Regions from separate parts of the Homo sapiens genome. Here region 1 is linked to region 2. Evidence: chromatin contacts called from ENCODE Hi-C or POLR2A ChIA-PET data. All regions are on one chromosome and are shown on one strand. The core of a region is the stretch at or near the end of the contact, and the rest is flanking DNA. Distances in the headings are between cores, read along the strand shown.

What was found. Hi-C counts contacts between places; a loop is a spot of excess contacts on that map. ChIA-PET counts read pairs that join two places held with the same protein, here RNA polymerase II (POLR2A). Pooled maps may share reads with other maps.
Region 1: a loop to region 2 is called in a pooled map, with 4 times the contacts of the local background. The contact joins the promoter of IL26 here to the promoter of LINC02384 in region 2. A Hi-C loop is called at or near these places in 1 of 168 maps with a recorded cell type or tissue (naive thymus-derived CD4-positive, alpha-beta T cell), 3 of 37 single-sample maps with no recorded cell type and 5 of 50 pooled maps. POLR2A ChIA-PET finds 5 or more read pairs at or near these places in 2 of 52 experiments (AG04449 and T-cell).

What each region holds. Positions count from the first base shown.
Region 1 is chr12:68,223,501-68,227,142 of GRCh38, reverse strand. It overlaps IL26 (interleukin 26), which reads left to right and starts at 1,333. Exons shown (of 5, transcript NM_018402.2): 1 at 1,333-1,557; 2 at 1,643-1,699; 3 at 1,860-1,994. The coding sequence starts at 1,387.
Region 2 is chr12:68,449,457-68,453,639 of GRCh38, reverse strand. It overlaps LINC02384 (long intergenic non-protein coding RNA 2384), which reads left to right and starts at 2,156. Exons shown (of 4, transcript NR_120458.1): 1 at 2,156-2,273. RefSeq lists enhancers at 1,768-1,907, 1,968-2,297.

The DNA of each region.
Region 1 (3,642 bases), core at 84-2,583, 230 kb after region 2:
CCAGTGATCTTGCTCCTGGGGAAATAAGGCTTGGATTCTTCCAAGAGATCCACTCATGTTTTGAAACAGCAGACATCAGTCCAAGCATTTTTCTTATTTTCCCTTTTTCTTCTTGGTTGTTTTTTTTTTGTTTTTTTTTTGTTTTTTTTTTGTTTTTTTGACAGCCCTGCTTGCTTTCATTTGGAATTTAGTCTTGGGTTCTGATGCTTGTTATTGACTGACTAGTTTTGATGACTCTCTTAACTCACAACCAGATTTCTAGTGTTGACTTATCCCTGATACACATTAACTCTATTCATTCTAGGCTTTAGTGACCTATCTCTGCTTCTCAGAATATGACTCTGGGCTGCCCTCTTCTTATATTGGGGCTGCTACCCAGAATGAGCCATATTTACTGTCTAGGAAGAACTGGGACAGAAATGAGGATGGGAGTTTATGGAGAATCCTCCTTGGTGGCTCCCTCATACCTAGCACTGGTTTTTGTGTAGGCAAGTCTTTAATAAAAATGTGTGAATGGAAGAAATTTAAAAAATAAAGCAGTTATGGTAGCACGTCATGATGTGACAAAAGTATTTACTCAATTAATAATGGATGCACTTCTTTAGATGAGGTGCCATGGTAGATGCTGTATTCAAAGGTGAAAATATACGGTCTCTTTCTTCAAGGAATTTGCACTCTCCTGGAAGTTGGGAGTTATAAGGAAAGTCTGAGTGGTAAATTTGGACAGAGATGACAGAGAACTTATTACATTGTGGACCTTAGTCCCAGGTCCAGTTCCAAACATATCTTGAATATGTTAAGGGGAGTTACTGTTTCTGCACTGGAAATGTTCTCGCTGCTATCTGCAGAATAATGGCCTCTGGGGGAAGCTGGGTGAAGGATGTGGCAAGCAATAAACACAAGACCCATTTGAATCGTGAGCAGATTTCCTGGGGCTGCCCATTTCTACCCCCTTGTTAAATTTTTTCTGGGATTCTGGTTAGAAAAGGAGATTTTTCACATGGGGTTTAAAAAATTATGACACAGCCCCCTGGAAATCATCCTGTTTTTATTGGCATGCCTTTTAAAATAATGCAAGCTGCTGTGATAGGCAACTGAAATTCTGAATTCTTTTGGAAATGAGAACGCAATCTTACCAGTAAGGCTGAGCTTTTAAATAATGTCAGTTGATGGTGTGATCAGCGTTTTTTGACTATGAAGCAAGCTCTTAAAAAAATAGAACAACCAAAGTGATCTTCCTCTATATAAACTGTAAATTATCTTTCACAGCACCTCATTGGACTGGTGGCTTTGAGGGCTACATTAAGTAGGTTATCCTCTCATCTAACCGGCATTAGTATCTCTTGGGCTGCTGTGAGTGACACACGCTGAGTGGGGTGAAGGGAAATGCTGGTGAATTTCATTTTGAGGTGTGGGTTGCTGTTAGTCACTCTGTCTCTTGCCATTGCCAAGCACAAGCAATCTTCCTTCACCAAAAGTTGTTACCCAAGGGGAACATTGTCCCAAGCTGTTGACGCTCTCTATATCAAAGCAGCATGGCTCAAAGCAACGATTCCAGTAAGTATTAGGCTCTGCTTAAAATCATGACCTCAAGGACATTTACAATCTTGGATACAACTTATTTCTCTTTGTATTATTGTAGGAAGACCGCATAAAAAATATACGATTATTAAAAAAGAAAACAAAAAAGCAGTTTATGGTAAGTCAGAAAGTCTTCTTCTTTTTTACATTTCCACTTATTTGATGTTTATTTCCCCCTGCATTTAAATTTTTTTCAGAGAGTAATTAAGTAATGATCGGGGGACATTAAAAAACGATTCATAATTTACCATATGCAATTTCTTGTATCTTATTTTTAGAAAAACTGTCAATTTCAAGAACAGCTTCTGTCCTTCTTCATGGAAGACGTTTTTGGTCAACTGCAATTGCAAGGCTGCAAGAAAATACGCTTTGTGGAGGACTTTCATAGCCTTAGGCAGAAATTGAGCCACTGTGTAAGTATACACAACAAATACTGTGCATTTGATCCTAGAAACCTGTTTAGAAGTCAGCATGTAAGAATCTGTCTCACACCAAAGGGTGAGTAAAACGAGCTTTGTAATTGTTGGCTTGTAGTCCAAATGGAGAGGTCATCACCAGGGAAATAGCATTAAATAACTGTACATTACTCAGAATGCTGCTATTTATTATTTCTTAAAGAATGGCTCATAAAACACACTGAAGAGAGCTAAAGTAACATGACATGGTTTTCAAATAAATACTTTAAAATCATTCTCTCATTATGTGATTCCCAAGTAATCCATTCATCCATTTAATATTTCTTGAGTACCAACTTTGTGCCAAACACTATTCTAAGTCTCTCTTTCTCTCCCTTCCTCCCTCTCTCCCTCTCTCCCTTCTTCCCTCCCTCCCTCCCTTCCTTCCCTCTCCCTCCCTCCCTCTCCCCTTTCTCTTCCTCCACCCTCCTTCCCTCCCTCTCTCTTTCTTTCTTTTCCTTCCTTCCTTCTTTCTTTACTTCCTTTTCTTTCTTTCTCTCTCTCTTTCCTTCCTTCCTTCTTTCCCATAACAATAATAACTAACTGATGCCCTTTTTCTTATTTACTTATGTTTTTAAAAAAATATTTGTGCCCCTTTTAAGGCATAATCTCAGTAAAAAACTTAAAAAGGGATAGACATGCCTTCTTTGGTACCTAAATTATTTGATGCCTCAGTATGGTCACTGTCATAGCAAGCAGTGGAGAATTAATTAAGAAGGTAAAAGTGATCACATTTCTATGAAAAATTCCACAGCAATAAAGACCAGTGCAGAAAACAAAACAAAACAAAACAAAACAAAACAAAACAAAACAAAACAAAAACACTGAGCCAGAATCTGTGCAATGTTAGTCGAGTTGCCTCTGTGGGGAATATTGAAGCTTTTCTGTGCCCTTGGTTGGGGTCCAAGTATGCTTTCTCCAGCCTCCTGCAGTTGTAGCTTGCAGATGGTACAAAGGTTGGGTTGGGAGCCTTATTGCAATCCTTGGGAAGCCAGTTGGAAAGGAGCTCTTCATCCTGGGCATCATGGTCACTGAGACTTAAACACTGGGCCATTAGAGGGGGGGGGTGTTTATTTTTTAAGAGTTAAGATGTTTTTTTCTTGTGGTCAACTAAAGTGCTCCGTAACCCAAATTTCAGCCCAGAGTACATGAGGCATTTTATGAGTGTGAGTAGATCGGCTAGGTTAAAAAGAAAAAAACAAGCAAAAAAAAAAAAAAAAAACCACCAAATTTAAGTTCTCTATTTCTTTGCTTAGTTTGTGTTTGTTATACCCTTACTTAGGTTTGGATTGCATGTTTTTTTATAAACTCTCATATTTTATTAAAATTACAACACTGATAAAAAGAAATTACAAATTGATACCTCTTTGCAAAACACAGGGAGAATTCTCTGGGCCAGTTCTGGTGCCTGAAATTTTGTTCTATGCTTAAACCTATAAGACAACCTTATGAAGAAAGTACATGTGTAACTATAAATAGTCTCTTAAATTTAAGTTGCATTGTTAAATCCTTGCCTGATACAGTACAGAGTGTCTGGTCAGAACCCCCAAATCCATGTCAGGTTTTCATTACTAATTTGGTTTTGTTGACCCAAATAGCTAGAGAA
Region 2 (4,183 bases), core at 907-3,406:
AGTGAAAAATAACATGTAAAACGTTAAAGGATTTTTATTATTTGGTTAAACACTGGAAGAAAGAAACAAATCACAGGAAACTAATTTCTCAAAATTACTGCATGAACACAAGACACTGTGGTTCTTAGTGTGATCAGCACCACTCACATGGGTGTCTGGAAATGTGGGGGCAGTCCTTAGGTTGTCAGGATTCTGAAGGTATCATGCAGTTATAGTGTGTGGTAGACAGGGACGTCAAACACCTTGCAGAAAGTAGGACCGTTCTGCACCCTGCAGGGGCCCAATAAGGGAAGCAGCACCTGGAAAACATGGACCCAGATGCCAGATTGAGTTCCAACTTGCCTCCACCTTTTACTAACTGAGTAAATCTTTCTCATGTTAACTATGTGCCCTCTCCACTCCTGGCACATGGTTAGTGCCCAAAAGCATCAGCTCATAATTACTATCCTCTAGAAAAGTGTCCCCCATGGCAAGACATGATCTTTGCGGAGTGAGAGAACTTACTAGACTAACAGTAACAGTGTAAAAATCAAGGTGTAATGAACATACAGAGTGGAATAATAGATATTGGAAACTCCAAAAGATAAGAGGGTGGGGTGGGAGTGGGGATGAGGGATGAGAAATTACCTGTTGGGTGCAATGTACAGTATTTGGGTGATGGGTACACAAAGAGCCCAGACTTCACCACTACACAATATATCCATGTAACAAAACTGTACTTGTATTCCCTAAGTCTAAAAAAAGAAACCAAAACTAAAAAAAAAAAAAAAAAAAAGAGAATCAAGGTGTGTCCCAAAACAGTGCTTCTCAAACCTTAATGTGCTTACACATCTCCTAGAAATCTTGTTAAAATGCAGATTCTGATTCGAGGGGGGGCTAGGATGGGACCAGAGTGTCTGCATTTCTGATAAGCTCATGATCCCAGAGCTGCTGTTGGGTACCAAAGTTCTAAAGTACCTTGAGGGAGAAGCCAACTTAATAAGTGAAATAATGAAGCATTTATTACATATCTACTATATAACTTAAATGACAAAAATAGAGTAATGGAGGTTGGATATAAGGAGTATAGAATTTGATTTCTTCACAGAAGGAGCTTCCATCTGCTTTGCCACTTTTATCTGAGAGACAAAGAGAGAGAGCACACAGATTTTCCATAGATAACTATATTTTTCAAGGGAAAAAGGCAGAGAGGTATTTCTTATGTGTGTTTCCTCACACAAAAAGGCCATTTTGGGTCCCCAAATAATTTTAGAGGAGGTATTATAACTAAATAAAGGAAAAACTTGGCAGCCATTCTTGGATGCAGGGTGTAAGCCTTGCATATCTCAGAACTAGTACGAATGGTGTGCATTTGGGTGTTTCTCTGTGTGTGCAGTTTTACATGTCTGTGTATGAGCTGGAAAGTGTATTGGGCCATTGCCAGGGAATTGATTTCTTAAACATCACTAGAGAAGAGGGATATTTTCCCTGATAAAGATTAAAGCGTTAAGTTAAGGGGCAGGAATTCCTAAGGCAGCCTTGACTAGGAACTTTGCATATTACAGGCAGTCGATGTTATTTGAACGTATTCATTGAGAGAAGAGACTACTCATTATCCACTTAAAATACTTCCTGGCTGCAGCATGGTGTTGTACGGAAGCCAAAGCAATTGGCTTTGCATTTGGCCAGCTGATTTAGCAAGAAATTTCGCAAATGATGCAGTCCTTACAGATGGTGCTGTTGGGTTTTTTAGAATGTTTTAAAACACTGATGGATTTGACCATGAACTGAATTTCCAGTCTCTTAGATTCACCTCCAGCCACCCCTTGACGATCTCCAAGGCAACTGGAGACAAGGAGCAGACCTTTTCTGCAAACTTATGATGAATGATTTCCTTTAAAAACTACTCGCATAATAAAAATGTTTTGGTGTAAACTTGGCCAAGGGGAACTCTTGAAACTTTCAGTTTCTTTGCCTAACTCTGAGTTGCTTGAGTCACATTTTTGCATGGTTCTTGATTGACTTTCTGGTGCTCTGCCTGGAGGTCTTTGCTTATCTGTGAGTTGCCTGAGTCACATTTTTACATGGTTCTGGTGCTCTGCCTGCAGGTCAAGAAGGAGCCAGTATCTCCAGGAGGAGTGAGAGAGTGCTCTGCCAGTGTGAAGTGTGAATCCTTGAGAGGCTGTGGCAAGGGTCCATGCCTGAATGTGTAGAACAAGAACAGCTGGAGGCTGTGGCTTTCTCCAGGAAGAGGTTTCTAAATCTGCCTCTTAGAAGATATCAGAAAGTTAAAGGTACTGTACCATCTTCACAGGCCGAATTCTTACTCAGATCTTTACAACAGGGACTGGTCCTGATCTTTGCTGTTGATTGCTTTCTTGTTTTCTTGGTTTCTATTTGAATCGTCACCTTTTATTCGTCTTCCTTGGTGCCTTTTGGTTGTGCTTATTTCGGCTTTATGTAAGCAGCATCTCTGGATGCATAAATGAGGCAGATAAAATTCCCCAGGGTGACTGATCTGCCCTTCATCTATTTTGAGCACTGCAGAGAAGTTACCATGGCCCACAGCATAACTCAATCACTGTAAGCCAGTGAGCACATTCTGAGTTTTTTTTTTTTTAAATAACCTTTCCTGGAGGCATTTGGCATAAGCTAAGCTTAAAGGCACATGATTCAATCATTGATTATTCAAGACATGTCATACTTAGGCTTTTCTAATAACCATATTGTCACTGTCAACTAGATATTGAGCTCTGGTTTCTAATTTTGCACTGGAAGCTGTACAAAGTCTATTGTGTTCTGTGTGTGTGTGTGTGTGGCTCTGGCAATGCAGAAATGGCAACAAGGAAGTATCTAGCACCCATGAAAAGACTGAAGAACACCAATTTGCTTTCTCTCAGTCAAGCCATCTTTCTTAAGACAACCCTTGTCCTGTAGCTTGAACTGTTTAATCCTTGTATATCTTCCATCCCTTCCACCCTTAGGGAACCTCCATAAGGTGAGGACAATGTGTCTTTTTTACCACCTGCTATTGTCTAAATGTTAGTGTCCCCCTCAAATTCATATGTTGGAACTAATACCCAATGTGATAGTATGAAGAGGTGAGTCCTTTTGGGAAGTGATTAAGTCATGGATCAGTGCCTGTGTTAGTCAGGGTTCTCTAGAGGGACAGAACTAATAGGATATATATATATAAAACAAACTCATATATATATATATATATATATATATATATATATATGAGTTTGTTAAGGATATGTAATAGGATATATATATATATATAAAAAACACATTCATATATATATATAAAACACATTCATATATATATATATAAAACACATTCATATATATATATATATATATATATATATATATATATATATGAGTTTGTTAAGTAGTATTAACTTATACGATCATGAGGTCCCATACCAGGCTGTCTGCAAGCTGAGGAACGAGGAAGCCAGTCCAAGTGCCAAAGCTGAAGAACTTGGAATTCAATGTTCAAAGGCAGGAAACATCCAGCAGTGGAGAAAGATTTAGGCTGGGAGGCTAGGTCAGTCTAGCCTTTTCACATTTTTCTGCCTGCTTTATATTCTGGCCACACTGGCAGCTGATTAGATGGTGCCCACCCAGATTAAGGGTGGGTCTACCTTTCCCAGCCCACTGACTCAAATGTTAATCTCCTTTGGCAACACCCTCACAGACACACCCAGGATTAATCCTTTGCATCCTTCAATCCAATCAAATTGACACTCAGTATTAACCATCACAGTGCCCTCTTAAAAGAGGTGCCTTGCCCTTACTGCCATTTGGTAATATAACAAGAAGGCACCAGTTTTGAAGCATAGAGCAAGTCCAGACACCAAGTCTGCTGTTACCTTGATCCTAGACTTTCCACTCTCCAGAACTGTAAGCAATACATTTCTGTTATTTATAAATTACCCATTTAAGGTATTTTGTTATAGTAGCCTGAACAGACTAAGATATCACCATACCTCTGTAGTTTAGCACAGGGCTTAAGCTTAAGGCAGCATTTATTCATTGGTTCATTGATTTATCAGTTCATTTAACAAGCGTTTATTGGTAAACACCAACATTCCAGCTTGTCTTGGAATGAAGTTTCCCCATCTTTGATAGGAATACATGCTTATCACTTCCATGTTTGCTCTGAGAGCTCCCCTATACCTCCTCTACTTCTTGGAAG